Regions from separate parts of the Homo sapiens genome. Here regions 1 and 2 are each linked to region 3. The links are chromatin loops, found by intact Hi-C in ENCODE. Cell type or tissue: ascending aorta. All regions are shown on one strand.

The links. A loop is a pair of places that touch in the nucleus more often than their neighbours do. Peaks named below come from ENCODE experiments on the same cell type or tissue, not always from the same donor. Only the 100,000 strongest peaks of a DNase experiment are listed, where the experiment ranks them.
Region 1: it touches region 3 in a loop (6-fold over the local background); 2 of 110 quality-filtered maps call a loop at or near these places.
Region 2: a loop joins it to region 3, with 6 times the contacts of the local background. A loop is called at or near these places in 2 of 110 quality-filtered maps.

What each region holds. Positions count from the first base shown.
Region 1 is chr15:99,472,925-99,480,924 of GRCh38, reverse strand. No RefSeq gene overlaps it. Among named protein-coding and RNA genes, the nearest start is that of LINC03080, 42 kb to the right of the region's middle. RefSeq lists silencers at 4,047-4,341, 5,527-5,821 and enhancers at 5,249-5,924, 5,925-6,601. In ascending aorta, no CTCF peak of the experiment used is centred here; DNase peaks (open chromatin) are centred at 4,214, 6,514 and 6,732; H3K27ac peaks cover 4,590 bases.
Region 2 is chr15:99,438,963-99,446,962 of GRCh38, reverse strand. No RefSeq gene overlaps it. Among named protein-coding and RNA genes, the nearest start is that of LINC03080, 7.8 kb to the right of the region's middle. RefSeq lists an enhancer at 7,897-8,000. In ascending aorta, no CTCF peak of the experiment used is centred here; DNase peaks (open chromatin) are centred at 3,052, 4,262, 4,812, 7,852 and 2 weaker places; H3K4me3 peaks cover 1,486 bases; H3K27ac peaks cover 5,791 bases.
Region 3 is chr15:99,533,216-99,541,215 of GRCh38, reverse strand. No RefSeq gene overlaps it. Among named protein-coding and RNA genes, the nearest start is that of MEF2A, 29 kb to the left of the region's middle. In ascending aorta, no CTCF peak of the experiment used is centred here; DNase peaks (open chromatin) are centred at 3,645 and 4,295; H3K27ac peaks cover 2,242 bases.

The sequences.
Region 1 (8,000 bases), 60 kb after region 3:
GGAGAAGGGGCTGCTGGAAGGGAGAAGTCTGTGAGCCCTCCTGTCCTACCAGATGGCTCAGGCTCAGGGGAAGACAAAGCAACCCCTATATGAATTTTGGGGAAAGCAAAGGGTAGGAGAACCTTACACCAGCTTGCTGGGCAGGAGAGCTGTTGAGAAGAGATGGGCGTGGGGACAGCAGAGTGACAATGGGGTCTCCTGCAGTCTTACTGGGCCTGTAGATTGGGAGAGTAGCCCAAATTGCCTATGCTCCTGAGATGGATGTGGTAGTGAGCAGAGAATGGAAGCCAGAGGCCCAGGCTGGCGGCTAATTCTCACGTGACAAGCAGACACAGTCATCAGTGGCAGAGAGGGCTGGGCAAGCCAGGGGCCAGATGGAGATATGTTCAGTCCCGTAGACACTGACATGTGGGAATGCTGGTCGCTTCAGCAGATACCAGTGGAAATCAATGTTGACGTTAGGAGCCAGCACAGGATGACTCGTTATAATCAGCATAGGATAGGATAGGCTCTGCTGTAGTAACAAACATACCCCAGAACTTAGTAGCTTGACACATGAACATGTGTTTCTCTTTCACTGTGGTCTAATCCATTGCATGTCGTGAGGGTCTCCTAAGTAGCTCCCTTCCAAGCCATGACTCAGGAGTCCAGTTTGCTCCATTTTAGTTTTGACTTCCAGGATGGCCTCAGCAGAAAGGGAGGACTGGAAGGCTGCACAGGGGGTTTCCCACTGCCTTAGCAAGGAAATGACATACAGTATATCCCCTTACAGCCCCTTGGCCAGAACTAACACCATGACCCCAACCTAACTGCAAAAGAGGCTGGGAAATGCAGTCGTCCATGTGCCCAGGATGAGGGAAATTAAACGGGGCTTGGGAAAACCTAATATCATCTCTATCACCACCACAAACCAGGCATGTCTTAGACACAATGATCTGTACATTCCCTGTGAAATTGAGATGTCATTTCAGGGAGAAAAATCCTAAATTTCAACAAGCTTTAACCTAACTTGAGAAATCACCGAATTCAATTGGTTTTCCATGGAAATGACTAGGTTACCTTTTGTTTTTTTGTCATTAGGGAGAAATGGGGACTAAAGATAGGAAGCAGTTTCTCATGGAAAGGCAAATAAAGTTGAATCTTTGCACACATGAGAGCATGGGCCATGGCATTTGTGCCTGCTCCATTATTATGGGTAATATATTGTTATTGCTGGGGAAAAAAAGCTTACAGATTGTTTGTCAGAAGTGGGATAGCATAGAGATGAAGTGCATTGGCTCATGGGTTCAAATATGAGTTCTGGCCTTTGCTAGCTGGTGTACAGGTTAAATAGGATCAAATGTGGAAATGATCAGCTCTGTGCTGGACACACCATACATTCACAATAAGGTTAGCAGCTGTAAACATCCACAGCTCAAATGAAGATCCAAGGAGTTTAACCTCCCATCTGGTGCTTTTTCATTACCCTACCCTGCAAAGCTCTTGTCATCGTGTTTCCACTTTTAAGATTAATGATGATAATAATAATAATGATGCTAGGAGAAGAAGAAAAAGGAGGAGGAGGAGAGGAATTATCATTAATTGAGCTCCTCTAATGTGCTGGGCATTTTACATAACTCACCTCATTCAATACTTAAAACAACTCTGTGAATTGGGTATCATTATCACCATTTCACAGATGAGGCAATCAAGGCTTACTGAGGTTACATAACTTGCACCAGGTCATAGGAAGTTTGAAAGCACATCCATATTGAGATCCAGCGCTGGCCCTGTCATCCACTAACTGTCAGACCCCGGGTGAGTTGCCTGACCATGCTAGGATTTGCTTTCTCTGCCTATAAAAGAGAAATAAAAATAGTACCTATCTCAAAAAGAAAAAAAAAGTTCATAAATTATTTGACCTTCTTCCAACCAAGAGGTGGGATCTCTGTCCCTCCCCCTTGAATCTGGGCTGACCTTAGTGACTTACTTATAACCAAATAGAATGGAGCTCAACTTCTAAGGCTGCTCAGAAAAGGCCATGTGGTTTCTGCTGGTTCTCTTGGAACAGTTGCCTTTGGAGCCCGGAGTGACACATAAGTTAAATTGTGTTATCCCCCCAAGTTTTTATGTCTAAGAATGTGAAATTATTTGGACATAGGATCTTCATAGAGGTAATCAAGTTAAGATGAGGTCATTAAGGTGGGCCCTGATCCAATATGACTTATTGGATTATGAATTTCCCCCTTATAAAAGGGGGAAATTTGAGTAGAGAGACCCACATAGAAGGAAGATGATGTGCAGACACGGGGAGAAGATGGCTATCTACAAGCCAAGGAGGAAGGCCTGGAGCAGATCCCTCCCTGACAGCCTCAGAAGGAACCCACCCTGCTGACAGCTTGATCTCGGATTTCCAGCCTCCAGAACTGTAAGGTGATAACTTTCTGTTGTTCTAAGCCACCCGGTTTGTGGTACTTTCCTATGGCACCCCTAGAAAATGAATATAATTGTTACACAAGAAGTCTGACTACCCTGAGGCCCATGAGGAAGCCCAGGCCACATGGGGAGGACGCTTCTGTGTATTCTGGTGACAGCTCCAGCTGTGGTCCCAGCTGACAGCCAGCATCAACCACCAGACACGTGGGCAAAAATGTCTCCAGATTGTTCCAGCCCCCAGCTGTCAAGTCACATCCCCCAACCCTTGTTTTCAAGCGTCCCCAGATGAAGCCCTAGACACCATGAAGCAAGTAGACGCTGTTGCACCTTGTCCGAATTCCCGAAGCACAGCATCTGTGAATACAATAAATGGCGGCGTTATGCCACCAAGTTTGGGACTTTATGCAGCAACACTAACAGGAGTAGCCTCACACCTAATGAGGGCCCCAGCCAGGCTCTGAGCCAGGGCTCTGGCCGTGGACTGCAGGCCTTTGCTCTGCTCTCTCATGCAAGCTCAGCAGCATTGCTTTCTCAGAGGGTGCCCAGGTAGGAAGATCTTTGCTGAGTCTTCTCTCCAGGGAAGCAGGGCTGGCCCACGTGGGCTTAGACTCTGGTTCACCTGTGGTTAACCTCCTTTCAGGAAGCCATCTCCCCAGCTTCGTTCTCCAAGCTTGGAGAGCGGGCCAGGCTCCTGAAGGCAGCCATCAAGTGTGACCTCATCGAAGTATGGCTTGAACCTGTTCTCAGGGTCATTTGGCTGATGAGTTTGTGCAACATCAGGGCTGTCGGGAGGCAGAATATGAGCTGGATGTCTGACCACCTGGGTTTAAATTTTGGCTGTGCAACACTAGCTGTGTGGCCTTGGGAAGTTATAATAACCTCCCTGAGCCTGTTTCTTCAACTGCAAAATGGGGACATAATAGCACCCACCTCATAGGGGTTCTAGTGAAGCTCAGACAAGCCATTTTCTTGTGAATCATGGAGCAGGGGTCTGCCTAGCACAGGGTCAGTCCACAGCCCATGTTAGCTACTGTTGCTAGTCATCAATATCAACTGTTTACTTGTAGGGATTTGTTTGTTCTCTCCAATGCAGACTATTTTAGTGCCTGGAAGCATCCTTGCGAAGGAGAAAAGTAGCTTAAAATAAACCCAAGAATGTTGAGTTCTTTCAAAAGTTAATTTACAAAATAAAAAGGTTCCAGACAAATCTAAGGTAGCATTGTTATTACGGGTTTTATTGTTCCAAACAACCTTGAAAAACTAACTCTGGAGCTCCAAAGGGTAGCAATTAGGCCTCTGGTGAGAGCCCTCAAAGTATTTAAAGCCTTGCCAAGGCACTCATGGCTTCACTTCCTTCCCCATTTTGTGGTCGCCGTGTCTGCCTGCATCCCCCACCAGGGCCCAGGCGGGAGCGTGGGGAGGGCCGCGCGGTCTCCCCGCTGCTGCAGGAAACGCTGCCTGCTGTCTGAAGACTCCCAGAAAGAGAAGGCTGAGAGGGTGACTCAAAGTGAACCATCTCCTCCCCCAACCCACGTCCCCCACCCTGCACGCTGCACCGTGACAAGACCCCTCTTCTGAGCCCAAGACTGAATCACGGCTCAGGGCCCTGGGATGCTCACACACCCCTTTGCCCAGCGCTGGCCAAGAGATCCAACTGCACGGTGGCTTCATGGGTCTGAGCTAATTCCCTCCTGAGCTGCAGCTTACCCCACGGCAGCACTTCGTCAGAAACAGTCTCTGGGCTTGCTGCTGGCAGGCTGCTTGCTGGCTGTGAAGTCTTCATCCTGCTCTATGCGAGGCAAGGCTTGTCCAAATATTTGGCTTGATCCTGCTTTCTGATTCATCATGTGCAGGAACCTCCGTAATTTCATCTACTGCGTGACTCAGACAAGAGCTGAACACAAGTGCCGTGCACCGGAGCCCCGGAGCCTGCACAGAGGCCAGGCCTGCATCTTCCCGGGCAAGCCTCCTGGGCTTGGGGAGAGATGCTGGCACTCTCAGGATCAGCTAGCCTGAGATTAAATCTCTTTTGTCTGAGATGATTAACAGAGCCCCAAACACGCCTCGACACAGGGTGTGAGGTGCACTTTGTACCTTTTCCAAGATTTTTTTTTTCTTTTTTAGTGCTAAATCCATTTGCATCTCATAAATTATACTGGCTTCCAAAATGAAGTGTTCCTGACAGCCGCAGGCAGGGTGTGGGTTCCATTGAAACGCTTTTCCCTGTCGTCCCCTCTCTCACTCTGAGACCCTAGAAGATATCCTGCTGATCTTCTAAAGGAGGAGGGGAGGCAGTGAGTGACCTAGATTTCAAATCAGAAAGACAGGTAGAGCCAGCTCGCCTGTCTTCAAAAGGCTGCCCGTGCACTGGGTTCTGGGGTTTTGGAAGGAGCCAGAAGGAAGATGTTCCCCGGGCTCCTACCCAGATGCTCCTGCTTATAGGTAACGTGGTCATTTTCTCCTTCAGCAGGTTTTTCAGCTTAAGAAAGGCCACAGGTTGGGCCAGTGGGGCCCGCGAACCCCCTCGGTGCCCCTAGGTAATGCTATCTGGGGTGGGGAGGGAGGGGAAGTAGAGAGTGATTGACAGTAGAGGTGAGGCACTCCTTGTGGAGGTGGTGGGGCAAGGGAAGGGGACCTCCGGACAGGGGGTCTGAACCCTCCTTCCACCACTCTCCAGCTCTGTGGCTTTGGACAAGTGACTCGCCCTCTCTGAGCCTCTGTTTCTTCATGCACTCATTCATTTCCTGGGTATCGCGTCTGTGCCAGGGCTAGGCCACCCCATTGGCGCTTAGGTTCTAGACATTACACAGTCAACACAGCCCTGTGCCTCTAGAGCACGTCCAGTGGTGGGTGAAAACCAAGCAGAGGACAGAGTTTGGTTCAGGCCAGAACCACACGGCCGTCAGTGAGCTAGGCCAGGGCTGGGCAGACGAGGGGTCCAGCACAGAAGACTGAAGAGGTGCAGCCAGGGAGGCAGGAGGGACCCAGGGAGAGTGACAAGAAAGGGGAGAATGCACACCCCACACAGTGGGAGCTCAGGACATGTCGCTGCTGCTGTTATTATTTGATCGCTGTCAGTGGGCGTGGCAGTATGCTTGGGGCGAGGATGCTGAAGGGAAGGGAAAAGAAGAGCTGGAGGAGGGTGGCTTCGCAGCCAGGGTAAATAGCACAGCCAGATGGCTGCCATCATTTCCCGCCACTCCAGTCGCCCTCCTGCCTCCAAGTCACAGGCAGGCTTCACTTTGCGCCATGACCCGAAGGTCAGCAGGCTGGGGTTTCACAAGTGGGCGTTCCAGGTCCGGGGCCCGCACAGGGAGCACTCCGTCCATGGTCAGGCCTCCAAGTTCCCATCCAGGAGCAGCTGCCGGAGCTCTGGCCCATCCCAGGGGGCCCCAGCTGCTGTCAGCCTGGAGTGGGTCAGAGTGTGGGGGTGAGAGAGGCAGGCCCACCGGGGACAGGGGCAGCTGTCCTTGCCCTAAGGATCTGAGTCACACTCGGGCCAGGGAGCCACGGCCAGGGGCACTCCAGGCTCTGCGGGGGGGGCGTGCAGAAGGTGTGGTGTGTATAGTCACACATGCATATGTCAATGTAGTGTATGCGTATACTGTACGTATATGTGATTCTTTTATCGGTATATTCATAGGTTTATTGAATTTCCATATCCTAGATAGTGGCTATCGTTTATCACCTTTTTCTAAGCAGGGAGAAACAAGACTCAGAGAAGTCCAAAGAAACTAAGCCGAGAAGCAGACAGCAGAACAAAATTTCAAGCCCCACGTTCTGCGCCTTCGGGCAACGGCCATGAAACAAGAGGTCACAGCCGCGGAATGGCTTGAGCCCCAGCTCTCATCACAGATTTCGTTATGCTCCAATGGTAGAAACAAAGGGAAGGTTTTGTGTCTCCTGTTTTTAAGGTTGAGAGAGAGCCATAGAAGGGGACAGAGCTTAAACAAGGCCCCCTCCTGCCTTTCTCCTGCGTAGGCAATGCTGGCCCAGTGGCCCCATCCACTGGGTGTCCCTGTGCCCTGGGCTCCTGGAGGAACCCTGCTGACCAGAGGAGCTCCCCGAAAAGCCCACACTCAGCACTTTTCACCCCCTTCCCTTCCCCTTTCACTTCCTGACACTATTTGGGGCTGTGTCTGCCTCCTCCAAGGGCACAGCGTTCCTCACTCATCTGGGCGTCCCAGGGTGCCAGGCACGATGGCCTGCGATGGGGGCTCACTCTGGTCACTCACCTTTGTATCCACAGGGAAATGGGGAAGCTCTGCAAACCCGGGCCAGGGCACAGCTTGGACAATCTGTCACCAGTGTGCAGAGTCAGCTGAGAAACACAATCCTGCCCAGGCTTTCTGTGGCTGCGGCCAAGAGGGTAGGGCTGCTGGGCTGAAGGCTGTCAAGTGACTGGGCAAAAAAAGCCAGCCTCAGCCTGCATGGCCGCAGCAGTCCATCCTGCAACAGAATAATTCCTCTTAGTGGGAACAGGCCTCCCACGCTTATCACAAAGCGCGGGCTGCCTTTCCAATGCGGCTGGAGGAGATTTACAAAAAGAAAAGGAAGTCGCCCTTACATCTTGGGGAAGTTTAAAGACACCTGGAGAATGAAATCTTGGATTTTACTTTCCTGAAAGGCTGAGGCTAGGCATAATTCTCTGCCTTTGTTCCCCTCCTTTGTCTTGGTTAAATGTTCCTGGCCATACTGTACCTGTGGTTTTATTGTCGTCCTTTTTGGGAACAAGCAGGATATAAATCAGTCAGTGAAATTTTAGAATGTAGCTCTTTGGTCTAGCATCTAAGTAGATAAAGAAGAAACGGGCACTTAATAAGTGCCTCTGGAGGCTTGTGATTTGCATGGGGCTCCCAATGAAAGGTAAAGTCTTTGCTTAGAGGTTACACACACCGAATGCAGGGTGGTCCTCAGGCCTCTGGTCACAGCATGCACAGTGCTGGTGCCTCGATCTGCAAACCTGGTGCGCGCAGCCGCTGGGGACCATCTGCCCCAAGGCCACCCCAGGACTTATCAGAAAGGAGAAGAGTTGGCCGGGCGCGGTGGCCTGGTGATCACACCTGTAATCCCAGCACTTTGGGAGGCCGAGGCCGGTGGATCACGAGGTCAGGAGTTCAAGACCAGCCTGGCCAAGAGGGTGAAACCCCGTCGCTATGAAAAACACAAAAATTAGCTGGGTGTGGTGGTGGGTGCCTGTAATCCCAGCTGCTCAGAAGGCTGAGGCAGAGAATTTCTTGAACCTGGGAGGCGGAGGTTGCAGTGAGCTGAGATCACGCCACTGCACTCCAGCCTGGGTGACAGAGAGAGACTCTGTCTCAAAAAAAAAAAAAAAAGAAAAAGAAAGAAAGAAAAAAAAAGAAAAAGAAAGGGGAAGAGTCAAGTTTCCTGCTCCTTGCTGCAGCCGGCTTGATCAGTGCTCTAGAAAAGGGGGGTGGGTGTCTCCAAACAGCCCCTACCCCAACTTCTTGCCACTGTTGGCTTCCCCGGGTCTTTCTCAGTGCCAGGCAGGGGTCTGACAACAGCAGGGAGTCCAGGCCTTGGAAGGGTCCCCCCAGGCAAAAGCTGATTTGCCTGTCCCCATG
Region 2 (8,000 bases), 94 kb after region 3:
CCCCGCTGGGTAAGGGCGGCACTCAGGACGGAGAAGGTGCACCATCTGCTTCAGGTGCGAATGGGACCAAGCTCCAAGTTTCCTGAGAATATGGAGGCAAAGGAGAGACAGGGCAAAGAGAGAGGAGGAGACTCACACTCCCAGTGCTCCCTGTGTGCGTGTCCCCGCCTGGCTGGTGCCTTGGCTATGCAAACCCCGCGTGAGCAAGCTGGACTGCCCTTCCTCTGTGGACCAGACGAACCCTCCTCTGCTGGGAAGAGCTCTCGTCCAGGCCATCGCTTCACCCTGGCTCTTTCCTCTGAGCTCCTGTAGTGCTGTTGCCTGCACCACTGGGGCTGAAGGAAAGAATCGCCAACACCGCACTGCACTGGGGATATCTCTAAACTTCAGGTTCCATGATTTGCCCTGGGTCATATGTGGCCAGTGTCTGCTGGTTTGCTGGATTCCCCTCTCCTAATCCCTTTCTGCTATTCTAGGGATATTAACCTTTTTCTGGAGCATGGACACTTTTTGAGAACCTGATGGAAGCTATGGACCTCTTTCTAGAAAAATGTACATAAAATATAAAATGTCTGCAATGTCAGGGCGTCTGTGGATTCGCTGAAGTCCATTCAGGGACTCTTCAAGCCAGTGGTTTCTAAACTTCAATGTGCATCAGAATCATCAGGGGCTTGTCAAAAATACAGATGTTCCAGCTTTACCAGCTGGTCTGGGGTGACAGGGAATCTGCATTTTGGCCTGAAGTTGTTTAGATGCTTGTTCTAGACCCGTACTTCAAGAAACACTGCTCCGTGGCCAAGCGCCACGGCTCACACCTGTAATCCTGGCACTTTGGGAGGCCGAGGTGGGGGGATCACCTGAGGTTCAAGACCAGCCTGGCCAACATGGCAAAAACCCATCTCTGGTAAAAAAATACAAAAAAAATAGCCAGGCTTGATGGTGCGCTCCCGTAATCCCAGCTACTTGGGAAGCTGAGGCAGGAGAATCACTTGAACCCAAGAGGCAGAGGTTGCAGTGAGCCGAGATGGTGCCACCGCACTCCAGCCTGCATGACGGAGCAAGACGCCATCACAAAACAAAACAAAACAACACAAAACAACAAGAGCAACAACCAGAAACACTGCTCCGGCCGTCTGTGGAGCCCAAGTGAAGACCTCGTTCAAAATCATCTCCAGATGTACAGGTCTTGATGTCCCAAAGGAAACTGCAAGCTCCCTTACAGAAGGGACCGAATCTTAAATCTCTGTACCCAGCCCCAGTGCCCCAAGACCTCATCCATAAGTACTCATTGTTTGCCAAAACTCCTTAACGTTCCCCAAAGAGGACTCTGGGGAAAATCACAAACCAATTGATGTGGGCAGACTCTTTCTTCTTGTAACCCCAATGGGGCCAAACAATGTTGCCTTGTTGTGATGTGATGTGATGAGATGAGATTCCATCCCCTACTCTCAATTTTTCCACCATTGGCGGCACTTAGAAGGGTCTTTGCAAAGGCAAAAAGAATTCCCAGGGCTCATGGCTTTCCTGCCCGGCTGCACTAGCTGTGTGTCAGCTACCAGTTCAGTCAGGGGGACGGTGTGTGCTGGCGTTATTATGCCTCGGTGTTTGCTAGTTTGAATCTGGAATTCTAATCTGATTGACTAAGTAACTTTTACTCTAATTAGAATAGTAGGGTTTGTTCTTAATCTGCAACCATTTAATCTTCCGTCTCATTAATTGCACAAAGGTCTTTATGAATATGTAGATTGGGAAGGAAATAAAAGATTATTTGACCTTGAAGAAACACATATAAAATAGGTATACACTCTCAACCTCCTGTTCCCTTTTATTATGCAGATGTGAAAACTGGTAAGGCTCCAAATCAGGCTACTGTCGGTTATCGACAATCTTGCAGCCAATTAGGATGCAGCATTCTGATGAGCCATACAAGTTTAATAATTAGTATAGTATTTACATGTGAGCTGCTTGCTGAGAATTTGCATGTAAATAAAAATGTGCCTATCAAAACCAGTCAGCAGCAGCCCACTGATGAAAAATGTCAAAAAGGTCCAAAGTAAAACAGAAAAATGCTGTGAAGGAAGGGGCCATATGTCTCCAGCCTCAAGTTGAGTCCTCATTTGAAGGGTAAATGGCCTTCTGAGTATACCTTGTGTCTTGCCTTTTAGAGATATGGGTGATTTGTTCTCTGAAAAGTTTGGAACATAATGTCAGACAAGCTGACTGGCTGGTTAAAATTCTGACCCTACCACCCACCAGTTGGGAACCTCTCTGAGTCTCAATTTCCTCATCCGTAAAACGGGGAAAACCGCTGGGCATGGTAGCTCATGCTTGTAATCCCAGCACTTGGGGAGGTCGAGGCAGGTGGGTCACTTGAGGTCAGCAGTTCGAGACCAGCCTGGCCAACATGGTGAAACCGTGTCTCTACTAAAAACACAAAAATTAGCCAGGCCTGGTGGCAGGTGCCTGTAATCCCAGCTACTTGGGAGGCTGAGGCAGGATAATCACTTGAACCTGGGAAGTGGTGGTTGCAGTGAGCCAAGACAGAGCCACTGTACTCCAGCCTGGATGACAGAGTGAGACTCTGTCTCAAAAAAAAAAAACAAAAAAAAACAAAAACGGCAGGGGGAAACCCCACCTTTCTTACAGACCTGTGTGGCTTAAGTTAAATAACATTGAACATGTTATTTCCTGGCACAAAAAGACTGCCCACAAAATGTGCATTTATTTATGTGCCTATTTCCTTTCTTCCTTCTGACTATATACATGGAAGACTAGAAAGTATTTTCTCTGCAGCTGAATTGACCCATAGGGAGAAACTTGTTCTTGTCTCCAAGGAGAATGCTTGGAGGGAATAATGGCTCTCTATTTAGCAAACCACTGGCTTTTCTTGTGCCAAGGAGGGTTTATAAGTCAGAGCGAGGGAGACAGAAGTTCGTGGTTTGCTAGGGTGGCACCTGGCGTGATTGTCAATCACCCTAATTTCACATTCAGACTGCCCAGTGTGAACCATGACCGAAACAGTCACGTGTGTCAGAGCTGAGCTGCCCAGGACCTCCAGCAAGGTCTTGAGAGGCCGCGTGGAGGAGAGGAGGGGTAGGCTGGGCAGCTGTTTGGGAAAGAGCGGGCACGGCTCCTGGCTGGGCGCAGTGGCTCACACCTGCAATCCCAGCACTTTGGGAGACCGAGCCGGGTGGATCACCTGAGGTCAGTAGTTCGAGACCAGCTTGACCAACATGGCAAAACCCCATCTCTATTAAAAATACAAAAAATAAAAATTAGCCAGGCATGGTGGTGGGTGCCTGTAATCCCAGCTACTCAGGAGGCTGAGGCAGGAGAATCATTTGAACCCAGGAGGCGGAGATTGCAGTGAGCTGAGATCGCACCACTGCACTCCAGCCTGGGCAACATAGTGAGACTCCGTTTCAGGAAAAGACAAAACAAAACAAACAAACAGAAAAAAATGGGCACAGCTCCTGAGGAATTGCTATGCTCCTGCCCTGTGCTGGACCACGTCTCTCCTGGCTCCCCAAACAGTACTCTACCCCTTTTATACTAACCTGTTGTGGAATTAGGTCTCTCTGCAGGATATAAGGATTGCTGAGGGCAGCCTCAGGGCAGGTGCATGGAAAGAAGGTGGAGCCACCCACGGGAGCCCCGCACTTCCCTCACTCCAGGCGCTAGTGTTTAGCCAGTACTCCCAGTGATGGCTGCGCTGGTTATGAGGACCCTGCCATCTTTCCAGACTATGGCCCAGTACCCACTGCTGTGCCCCCATGGTTGGCTGACCTAGCCTTTCTCCAGAGCCCCCAGGGGACCCAGCATCTCGAAGGTTAACAGCTTCACCCCACCCTGAAGTGGGCTCCAGGGTCCAGCACCAGCCCATCCATTGTCATGTTTTCTGATTGGGTGACTGCTCTCCAACACCAGTACATGTGGTGATATCACGTCTTTGGTTACCTATGTCTGCACCGAGCTCAAAATTCATCTTTGCCGTAACATTTGCAATGGCAATCCTGTCTTTAAGGAGACTCAGCCTCATCACCCTTCAAGGGGAAACCCCGTATGCTCTTTTCCAGCGTGGTCCCGTGAGTATTTCCGTGAATGCTGCGAAGGGGAGAGTTAGCCACCGAAGCACCCACTCTCGGCTCAATGATTTTGTACCAGGTGCCTGGGGTGTTGGGGCTGGCAGGGAGAGGGCACGGCTTGGGAGGGGAGGGTTTTCCTGGCTAGCGCGGGGCGTGATGTTTGGCTCCTGGCCTTTGACATAGTTGACTAATCCTTTCCACTGCCAGAAGCCTGCAAGGAATGGCATGTGTGGAGAAGATGGGGTGGGGGTGGAGTGTTCTGAAGCAGAAGAAGGCAATCACATGACTATTATTGCTTTTAATCTTTACATGTGGAGCAAATGAGAGCTGAGAAATTTTAAGAGTTAATCAGCAGTTTTCAGATGACATAGCTCACATTCTTTTTTGTATTCAAACGCCAGCCAGAGAACTCTGGCAAAAAGATCAAGTCCATAGATGCTTGAGTGGTGGAAAAAATAGTGACACAGTTTTTCCATTGCAAATCAAAAAGATATGATCTTATGTTAGTACAGGGAAGTGTTTATGAGCAGTGGCATTAAAGGGAGCAAAACAAAAGTCGGTGTATATATACCAATTAAAAGTGTGTACAAACAGCTCTAAGCACGTCAACAAAGCTCAGATGCGATCACAAAGCTTTGCCTCTGGTATAGCATTGGGCTCTCTTTTGAATGCAAAGTTGAGTTTTAAATTGTTCTGGTAAACATTAATCAGCAATCTGGACCAACTGTTCCAGGAGGAGGGTGGCATTCCCAGGGGCTATCCAAGTGTTTCATGGATGTCTGGTGCCAGGTCCTTTCTCTGAGCCCCAGCACAGGTGCTGAGACTACATCCCCCACTGCATGTGGTGACCCACCTAAAGGCAACTGCAGATGGGGTGGGTTTACAATGCTCTCCAGCATAGGAGAGTGAGGGGGAAGCAGGATGCCGAACCGTGCACATTGCACAGCTACTGCCTGTGCCCAAAACACACCCAACCAAAAGGGACGAATATGTCCCAGAGTGCACAATTTGCCTCTGTCGTCAAGTTGGTCTTCAGGGAGTAGAGAAAAAGCTTGGGGATGGGAAAGAATGAGGCTTCACTCAATGCCATTTTGTGCCATTTGAGTTAAAAAAAAAATACAAGCATTTCCTATTGCAAAAAGGAATTTACTAATTATTTAAAATATTTAAATGGGCCTCATCAATGCATACAGCTGGGCTCCAAACAAGATGCCCTTAGAACAGTTAAACCTCGTCCACACCCTTGAGTTCCCAGAGGGATTCCGTTCCCCACCCTCTGCCCCAGTAGTGGCAGCCTCCTCGGCTCCCTGCGCTTAGAGACAGCGTCTCGAAGGATCCATCCTTGAGCTCTTCCTTTCCCAAAGTCCTCACACCCACATTGCTTTCAGGAGAAGGAAAGTGATTGTGGGAATGAAAAAAAAGCAAAAAACAGGCACTGTGCTTAACAACAACAAAATCCAAGATAGCCTTTTGCAAATCAAAAAAGAAGCTGGAGATAAACGTAGTTTGTACTTAGTATAGACAGGAGACGGAACATCCTCTTCCCCCAACTGAGGAGGGGCATCGGAGCTGGGGCAGGCCGCAAGGTGAGCCAGACTTCAGGGAGGCTGGGAGGCTTTGGGTGGGAGAGCAAAGTGGAGCATGGAGTCAGGGGGTAGGGTTGACAGATAAAGTGGAAGACACTCAGTTAAAACCGAATATCAGATAAACAATGATTGTTTGTAAAGTATGTCCCATATATTGCATGGCGTTGCTGTAGAGGAGGAAGCCTCCACACAGGTTCCGGGTGGGGATGTACTGGGTGAGCCCCCCCACCCCGCTACAGTGACACTGCAGACCGTTGTTCTGCTGGAGTCGCTGTCGTCCCACCTGGCATGAAGCCAAGCATCCTTAGAAACCATGATTCCAATGTTCTCATGTTATACATGAAACACCTGAGACCCAGCGGGCTTAAGCAAATTGCCTAGTCGCTTTATAGTTATCCACCCAGTAGGTGGTAGATGAGATTCTCCCTGAGACCAAGGCCTCCTGCTTACACCAGGAAGGTGTGGTGGGTGGCAGGGGTTGCCGAAGGCTGTGAGTTGCCGCCGCGGCTGCCTGAGCCTGACTCACACTCAAGTGCTCAGGCTGGTCACCACCCAGATGAAGGGGTTCGGGCTTCACTGGGCATGTTCCCTGCCCTGCCCTGTGGGTCTCACAGTGTCAGGTTCATTTTCAGTCTTTCAGCTTTGGAAGAGCTTTGGAATGTCATTAAGACATTCGAACCCCTTGCTGGAACCCAGGTTGGCGTCAGTCTCCATGACCTATCAGTGTGACCACCACTAGTGGCATCTAAACCACTAACTCACCCACTGGGGAGTGTGAAGCCCCAAGGTAAAATGCCACCTGCCTGGAACAGATGCCTCCCCACCATGTTCGTTGTGGGCCTGCTTCCAAATTGGATCACAAGAAAGCAGAGAAATGGAGGAACAACCAAGTCTAGAAGTCGGGACCACCTTGACCTGTCCACCTTACTGGACAGGAAGAGGAGTAGGGAGGTTAAGTCCCTTGCCTAAGGTCACCCAGGTCTTGAGCGGAGGAGCCAAGAGTCGCACCTGGGGAGTCTGACCGCAGATCCAGAGTGCTGAGTAACTCTTGGCTAGTCCATCTTTCCAGATGATCTCCGTGGTCCCCGGGTGATATGGGGACTGCAGTCCGCTCAGTCCCCCCGCTGCTAAAAGGCTGTGCAGGATGAGATTCTCCAGCCGCAGCTCTATGGAGAAGCCCTTCACTCCTGTCTCCATGCTCAGCCACCCCAAGTGGCAAAGTTTGAGGAGAAAGCTGTGCACCCTTCCACCCTCTCAGGTCTGAAAGGAGCCTTTTGAATCAAGGGTATGTGGTGGCTTGGCAGGAAAGACGGGGAAATTCAGAGCAAGAGCAAGATACAAAGATGCATCCACAGACCCTGTGAGGGATGGAAAACCCAGTGCAAGCGGGCTTAGGCAAAAAAAAAAAGAAAAAAAAAGAAAATGTATATCCCTACTACATTTCTGTGAGGTGGGCTCTATTTGAAGCTCTATTTTGTAGATGAGAAAATGGAGGCGAATGCATTTAAAAAGCTTGCCCACGCTGACATAGTGGGTGACGGAGCTGGGATGGAACTCAGGCAGCTGGGCCAGCAGCCATGACACCGCCCGGGAGTTTGTCAGAAATGCAGAGCCCCAGGCCCCTCCTCAGACCCTGATCAGAGGCTGCTCCTCACAAGGCCCCAGATGATTTATGTGCTTGGTCCAGCTGGAGAAGGTGGCCCCGGAGAACCGTCACATGCTCCTTCTGGGTTTGTAGGACCACGCAGCCGAGATGTCCAGGGATCTTTGTCATTCTGTCGACTGCTGTGTCTCCAGCACTTAGAACAATGCCTGGCATATAGTAGGTGCTCAATAAATGTTTACTAAGTGCGTTAATTGAATCTGAGTATGGCTGCGTTTAGACTGAGCTCAGAACGACCTCAAAGACCTCGGCGAGGGTTTCTGCCTGGGCTGGTCCCCTTCTCCCCAGCCATCTTGATGGAAGGCCGGAGGGGGATAGGTCACTGGACGGATTAGTCATTGTTTGGGATTATCTGTTTCCCTCATTAGTGGAGCTAATCACCCAACGTTGGATCAAATCACAAAAATCTGTGAAACCCCTGGGAGCAGCGCCTCTTCCAGCCACGATCCTCATTTCTTCCGTTTGTTCATCAAACCTTTCCCTCCTCGGGTACCAGGGCTGCTGTTTGGCCACTCACATACCTCAGGCTCATTTCACATACCCGGGGGTTATTTCAGCCACATCTCTCCAAGGCTGCGAAGGTTTTATTTTTGTTCCGTGAAAAGCCTTCAAAGCCCTCACTCTGAGCTTTGAGTTTGGTGTGGGCAATTTGAAACATTTAATGGG
Region 3 (8,000 bases):
AAAGTCATTCACTACTTACCTTATTCTCTCATTTTATTTTTGTGCAAGTTTCTTCTGCAAATTAGGCAGGTTTGCATGTTTGATGTTTACCTTTGTAATGATAACTTCCTATCATGCTCTTAGTTCTCTACTTTGGACTATATCTGTCAGGTCCCTATTATGAGCAATAATGAAATTAGCATATTTCCTCCTCCTTCCCTACCTTTTCCTTTCCTTCATCATCTAATTTTAGTCAGTGTTATCTTTCTTATGTTTATCTTTGTACAATTTAATATGCCCATAAATCTTTTACTTGATGTTCAACCTTAAGTGATATCCTTTGATTTCTGCAACTACAAAGGGGTCAATTAGTGAGCATATTCTACCTTCCACCTTTACCTCCCTTCTCTTTTCTATTCTGGAATTGTATCATTTCTAACATCTCAGCAGATTATGGGACACATTTTCTGATCTGTCATGCTAATCCCCACATTTGTTTAAGCCTTGGAACTATAGTTAGGTATATGCTATGTTCAACCATCTCTTGGTTTTCTGAAGTTTGTCTGTATGTGTTAGATATCCTTTGCCTGTCTTCTACATCTAACATTTTCTCTTTCATCTTTTGAAAAACTTTCTTTACTTCCATTTCATCTGTTCATTGTTTTCACTTTTACTCTTTTTTGTCAATACTGTGTCTTCTCTTTTATGTTCTTGTCAATTTTGTCTTAATTCTATGGTCCTTTTGCTATGTTATTCTATTTCTTTCCCAAGTTCTTCAAGCACGTGATTTGTTTCTTCCTATTATTCTATCATCTCTTCCCTGATATATGTGTATAGATAGATAGATGATAGATAGATGATAGATAGATAGATGATAGACAGATAGATAGATAGATGATAGATAGATGATAGATAGATAGATGATAGATTAGATAGATGATAGATAGATAGACGATAGATAGATGATAGACAGATGATAGATAGATAGATGATAGATAGATGATGGATAGATGATAGATAGATAGATAGATAGATGATAGATAGATGATAGATAGATGATAGATAGATAGATGATAGATAGATAGATAGATAGATAGATAGATAGATAGATAGATTTTTTTTTTTTGAGATGGAGTTTCGCTTCCAGGCTGGAGTGCAATGGCATGATCTCTGCTCACTGCAACCTCCGCCTCCCAGGTTCAATCGATTCCCCTGCCTCAGCCTCCCAGGTAGCTGGGATTACAGGTGCCCATCACTATGCCCGGCTAATTTTTTTTTTTTCGTATTTTTAGTAGATGGGGTTTCACCATGTTGGTCAGGCTGGTCTCAAACTCCTGACCTCAGGTGATCCACCTGCGTCGGCCTCCCAAATTGCTAGGATTACAGTGTGAGCCACCGTGCCCCGGCCGATATTTTTGCTTTTTAATATTAATTTTTGCCTTGTAGTTTTACTTTTAGAGGAAATTTCTTCAATAATCTTTAAATTTCATGGCAACATATTAAGCAACATTTTACTGGTTTCATGATGACAACATTTTTCTGATAAGTATTCTTTATTTCTTGGCAAATCTTGCTGATTTTTTCAGCAAGATATAAAAGCAGGTATCTTTAAATTTGTGTTTGGGTAGTTCATTTTAAAAATTATTCATCTTGAATGACTTGGGTTTCCCCGGATCAAAAGGTTTCCGGCAGGGGAGTGGTATGGAGAGGTGGACTGGAGACAATATAACCTTCTAAATTTTACAACTCACAGAATTTCTTCTTCTCTGCTCTGCCACAGAGACAGACTGTTTCTTGCAGATAAGGCGCATCTTTGTGATTCTTTGAGCAGCTCCACCTTTTTTGCTTTTTTGTATCATATGACCCATCCAAGAGTGTTTCTGCTGCCCAGCTTTGCTTACTATACTTCTTGCTTTTTTTTAACTGAAAACAGGAGACACATATGTACACGTCGAGTAGAGCCTCTTACCTATTTTTATTGGCACTTTCAACTCTGCTACCCCCACCCCCACCCTGGGCCATCTAGCTGCTCTCTGAACCTTTTTCTTTATATTCTTCTTATAGCTTTTGCTTAATATCAGCCGCCTTGACATTCCTTGCACAAATTTTAGAGTCTGCATATAATATCTAGCTATCTTGATTTCACTGAAAGTGGAGTATGTAGGGTGTTTTTCATTCTCCTTGCTGCTTTTGTAGGATTCTCTGGAGGACAAGGTGAAAGATGTTGATTTACTCAACCATGTTCTACTTGAAGTCTGACCCTATTATTTGTCCTTGAAGTTAACACATCCTGTTGTTCATGTCCTTGTGTATTCTGAAAAATTGATTATTATCTGTTACCCAATATTTCAATTTAATTGAAATATTTGATTTTGTAATTTTTATAGATTTGATTTTTATTTTATTAAAAATTATAGAAGGAGACGATCGTAAAGAGTGAAATATTCACCAGTTGGGGTGGCAGTGTGGCTCTCAGCAGTTCCTTCTTTTGGAATTGGCACCCATACTTAGGGGGAGGCCTTATCCCTGCTCCTCTCATCACAGCTGTTTGGCACAGTAATACTGATGAGCAGTAGGCAATTGTCATAATCAACAATTCAGAAATATTACAATCACCAGTTCATAAATTCGTTTCTTACCTTTTCTTTACTTTCTTCTAAAAAGGAAATGGGAATGCATTGTTTTATTTATTGTATCTATATCTTGGGATAACTGCTATTACTATTTTCATTTTACAGATAATGAAATAAAGCTCAAAGAGGCTCAGTTTCCAAGATTACACAACCAGGTAGGTGCTGAGATAGGATTTAAATCCAAGACCACCTAAATCTGAATTACAGTCATTTTACTATATTATACTATGCTATACTATCAATATAACAACACTACACTATACACCAGACTATACTATACACTATACCATACCATACCATTACCATCCCATACCATCCCATGCCATACCACACCACACCATACCATTATCATACCATAGCATGCCATTACCTTAACATGCCATGCCATACTATGCCAGGCCATACCATACGGTTACTAGGCCATCCCATACCATACCATACCATCCCATACTAATGCCATCCCATCCCATACCATACCATCCCATCCCATACTAATACTATCCCATCCCATCCCATCCCATACCATACCATCCCATACTAATACCATCCCATCCCATCCCATCCCATCCCATCCCATCCCATACCATACAGGCAGCCTCCTTACTTTCTGGGGTGAATTCACATTTCCTGGAAATACACATATTATAAAATATACATACTATTGTGTACGTACTTTAGTAGAGTTTATAAACTTTATTAAATAACTATTCTTAAGTTTAAAGGCAGGTATATTAGTGAAGTCATTAAGTTGTTAGTAATGCCTATTTTTCTTTTCCAAATGATAACCAAAAATAATTTTTGCATGGGAAAGAGCCTTTTGTTTTTCCTCAAATTTTAAGCTTTCCCCTAGGGAATGAAAATTTCAAAGATGTTAAATAGTTCCCTAACTCAAGGTCTAAAGCAGGGGCAAATGTCCTATTCAGTAAGCCTGGGAACTCATCTACATTTCCTCCGGGTCAAGAGGCAGAGAGGCCGGAGTGCTTTCAGCTCTTGTCTGAAGATGTACACTGACAGCACATGGGCAGGTCACGAGGCAGCAGGATGCTGAGACAAGATCCATACTCCCATTCCTGACTCTGTGGCTCATACGCTGGGGAGCCCTGAGCAAGTTACTTACCCTCTTGGGATCACAGTTGCCTCATTTTTACAAAGAGTGTGTTAGACTAGATGGTCTTATATAAGGCCTCCTCCAGAGAAAAAAATGATAGAATTTGTGCTTTTTATAAGGCAGACTGTGTGAGCTATACTGTTAGAGTTTTAAAAAGCACACAGCTTACAAAAGTATTTTATAAACTATAATCTAAATAGCATCTGAAAGCAAATGCAACATTTTAAAAAATCCTTATCTCTGGGTGGTAGAATTTCCTTCTGTATGTTTTTCTGCCTTTTTCAATTTCTGTACAATGAATATGTATTATTTTTGTAATCTGAAAAAAATTGTATTTTGTTTTTTAACACATTGGAAACTGCAAGGGAACCAAAAATAGAATAAAACAACCCAAATTTTAATGTAGCCAGGATACCAGACAGAAGGCCCAACATCCCACATATTATGGAACGTTTTAAGGTGTCAGGGGGTCAGGATCTCATCTGACAGATGGACTCACCAGCAACCCAGTCCTCTCAGCAGAATCCGGGGACAGTGTTTCCATAATGACTCACGGGGACGGTGCCAGCCAACCCCAGATCACAGCCTTTTCCATTTCCAGCCCCAGAGTTGTCACAGCCTGACACTGTGGTTCTCATGGAATTCTGAAACAAGCCTGGCTTCATCATAATGACTGCCTATTCAAGGCAGAAATGGGAAGGAGGATATGACTAATGACATTTGGAGGGAGATTGGGAACAAAACCAAAAATTACAGTGACTTTCTGGTTGGGACACACTGGTTAGGAACAGAACTGCATATTCAGAAATCCAAGAGTGTGTGGCCTGGCCAAAGGACCAGAGGCAAAAATAAACATCAGACCTGCCCAATTTGTCAGTTTTGAGTGATGAATCTTGAGCTTCAGGCTGGGAGTTGGGCAAGAAGCCATTTGACAGGTGGACTCCTCAGCAGTGGGGGCAAACTTGCTTGGTGGGGAACCACAGTAGGGAGACCCATCTTGGCATGAAGGACACTCCCAGTTGTCTTGTAAATGCTATCCCCCCAACCCACGCCAAAATTATCCTCATGGCATCTCACATTCCCAAGGTAGATTCAGACAAAATCATTGTCAGTTCACAAGCTTAGCCAATTGTGTAAGACTCACAACTCCCAGGCACTCCAGTTTCCATTCATTAATAGGGGTTCTTATCCTGGACCCACGGACTTCTCAGGGGTCTGTGGACAGAATTCAGGGGTCTTTGATCTTGGGTGAAAGAGCAATTGGATGTTTATTTTTATTAACCTATGACTGAAATTTAGCATTGCCTTCTGTAATGTATGTTGGCAACAAACCACAGTAACATCAATAGTACCCTGACGTTGTCAGCAATGGGAAGTAGTGATATATTTAAATTACATTACCTTGTTGTAAATATCTCAAAATAATGCTTATGCTTATTACTGCTTGAAAATTACAGAACTCATTAGACCCACTATTAGGTCTTGTTATTCAATGCATTAATTAAGAAACACATCTATTACTATGGCACAAATTCACTTAGAAAAATATTCTAATAACTACATCCACTATAATGATTTCCACTGTAGTCCTCTGTATTTTACCTTGTGCATTTCCAAACATTCTCAAAAGTAATCCATAGGTTTCACAAGATGGCCAGAGGATCTGCAGCATAAAAACATTTAAGAATGACTGCATTAAAATAAAAATATGGTACTTCCTTTTTCATCCACATTCAACATTAGACTAAATCTTTGGTACTTGATTACCTCTGAAGACTTCGGCTGCCAGGCGAGATGGGATAATGGGTCAGAGACTCTCCATCAATATAACTTAAAATCTGCACCAAATATACAAAACAACTATTTTCAAAACATTGGAAATCAGCTAACAAAGTGTAGTGATCCATGAGAGCTGGGAAATGAATAAAGGGAAGCCTACCATTGCCAAAGTGTACAGCCAGAAGACAGTTTCCAGGCATGAGTGCAGGCAGGGGAACCCAGCTGGAGCCTGCTAGTCTCCCCTGGTTAAGAAGACTTCAGTTGGAAGTCTGAGAGACAGAGGTGGCTAGAGTTTGCAAGACATAGTATCAAAGAAGAAAGAGCTGCAAAGAGAAAGAGTTCTGGAGATCTTCAAGGAAGTCCCTGTAAGTCTTCAGCTATGGACGGATCAGCACATGCATAAGAGAAAACTACCCACGGCTGAAGAAAGAAGCCCCTGAAAGGATTACAGGGAGCAACGCTGGAAATCAGCCTGAGCAGGGAAGGGTTCACAGTTCAGTGGTCACAGATTCTACCTCAGTAATGGGGAAAAAGTTAACCCTAGACTAAATGCTATTCTGGGCCCTCCTGTCAAAACTTGAAAGTAAAATCTGAAAGAAGCAAACTGGACCCAAGTACCTTAACTGAACTTCAGGATAAAACTCAAGAATATGAATAGAAGTAGGAATACAAAAGTGTCCAACACTTAAAAATGTAAAATTGATAATGCTGGTATCTCAGAATTACCAGGCGTGCAAAACAGCAGAAAACTATGACCCATGATGAGAAAAAAATTAATCAATAGAAACTGGCCCCAAAATAACACAGATGATGTAGTTGCTAGCCAAGGACATAAATATAGTAATTATAATTGTATTTCGTGTGTACCAGAAGATAAAGATTAAACATGTTAAGTAGATATATGGTAGATATTACACACACACACACACACACACACATGAATTAAGAGATGAAAACTACCATGTCTGAGATGAAAAGTAGTTGGGACAGGATTTATGCTGCAGAAGAAAAGTTTAGTGAACTTGAAGACATGGCAACAGCAACTATCCAAAATGAAACACAGAAGAAAAAATAGAATAAAAAAACGATTAACAGAGATTCAGTGAACTGTGGAACAATTTCATGTGGTCTACTATATGTGTAATTGAAGTCTCCAAAGGAGGAGAGAGCAGAAAAAATAATTGAAGAAATAATACCCTCAATTTTTTCAAAGCTGATGAAAAATATAAACTCACACTATAAATTCAAAACACTCAATTAACCCCCAAGTACAAGAAATGTGAAGAAGGCTGGGCATGGTGGCTCATGCCTGTAATCCCAGCAGTTCGGGAGGCTGAGGTGGAAGGATCACTTGAGGCCAGGAATTCAAGATTAGCCTGGGCAACAAAGCGAGAACTCATTTCTACAAAAAAATAAAAAAAATTAGCCAGACATGGTGGCGTCCACCTGTAGTCCTAGCTACTTGGGAGACTGAGGCAGGAAGATCACTTGTGCCTGGGAGTTCGAGGCTGCAGTGAGCTTTGCACCAGCCTAGGTGACAGAACAAGACCCTGTCTCCAAAATTTAAAACATAAAAAATAAACAGGTGAAGAAAACCAAGGCATATTACAATCAAATTGCTTCAAACCAATGGTAAAGAGAAATTCTTGGGCCGGGCGCCGTGGCTCACGCCTGTAATTCCAGCACTTTGGGAGGCCAAGGTGAGCGGATCATTTGAGGTCAGGAGCTTGAGAGCAGCCTGGCCAACATGGCAAAACCCCATCTCTACTACAAATTAAAAAATAGCCAGGCATGATGGCGCACACCCGTAATCCCAGCTACTTGGGAGGCTGAGGCACAAGAATCGCTTGAGCCTGGGAGGCAGAGGTTGCAGTGAGCCAAGATCACACCACTGCACTCAAGCCTGGGCAACAGAGGGAGAGAGGGAGACTATGTCTCAAAATAAATAAATAAATAAAAAATAAAAAAGAGAAACTCTTAAAGCAGCCAAAGGAAGAAAGACACCTTATTGTACAGAGGAACAAAGTGAGGATTCTAGCACATTTCTCATCTGGAACTGCAAGTGAGAAGATGGTACAGCAACATCCTCAAAGTATTAAAATAACAAAAGAAAACAAAGCAAAAAACCCATCAACATACAATTTTTCTCCTTATGTTAAATCCTTTAAGAAGTTTTTAAAAAATTAGTATTTATATATTTAATAAGTAATTAAATGTTTACATAATACTGTACAGATCTTCCCCTTCCTTGGTTAAATTTATTCCTAAATGTTTTTTGATGCTATTGTAAATGGGATTGTTTTCACTGCAACCTCCATCTCCTGGATTCAAGTGATTCTCCTGCCTCAGCCTCCTGAGTAGCTGGGATTACAGGCAGGCACCACCATGTCCAGCTAATTTTTGTATTTTTAGTAGAGACAGGGTTTCACCATGTTGCCCAGGCTGGTCTCGAACTCCTGGCCTCAAGTGATCCACCCACCTCGGTCCCCAAAGTGCTGGGA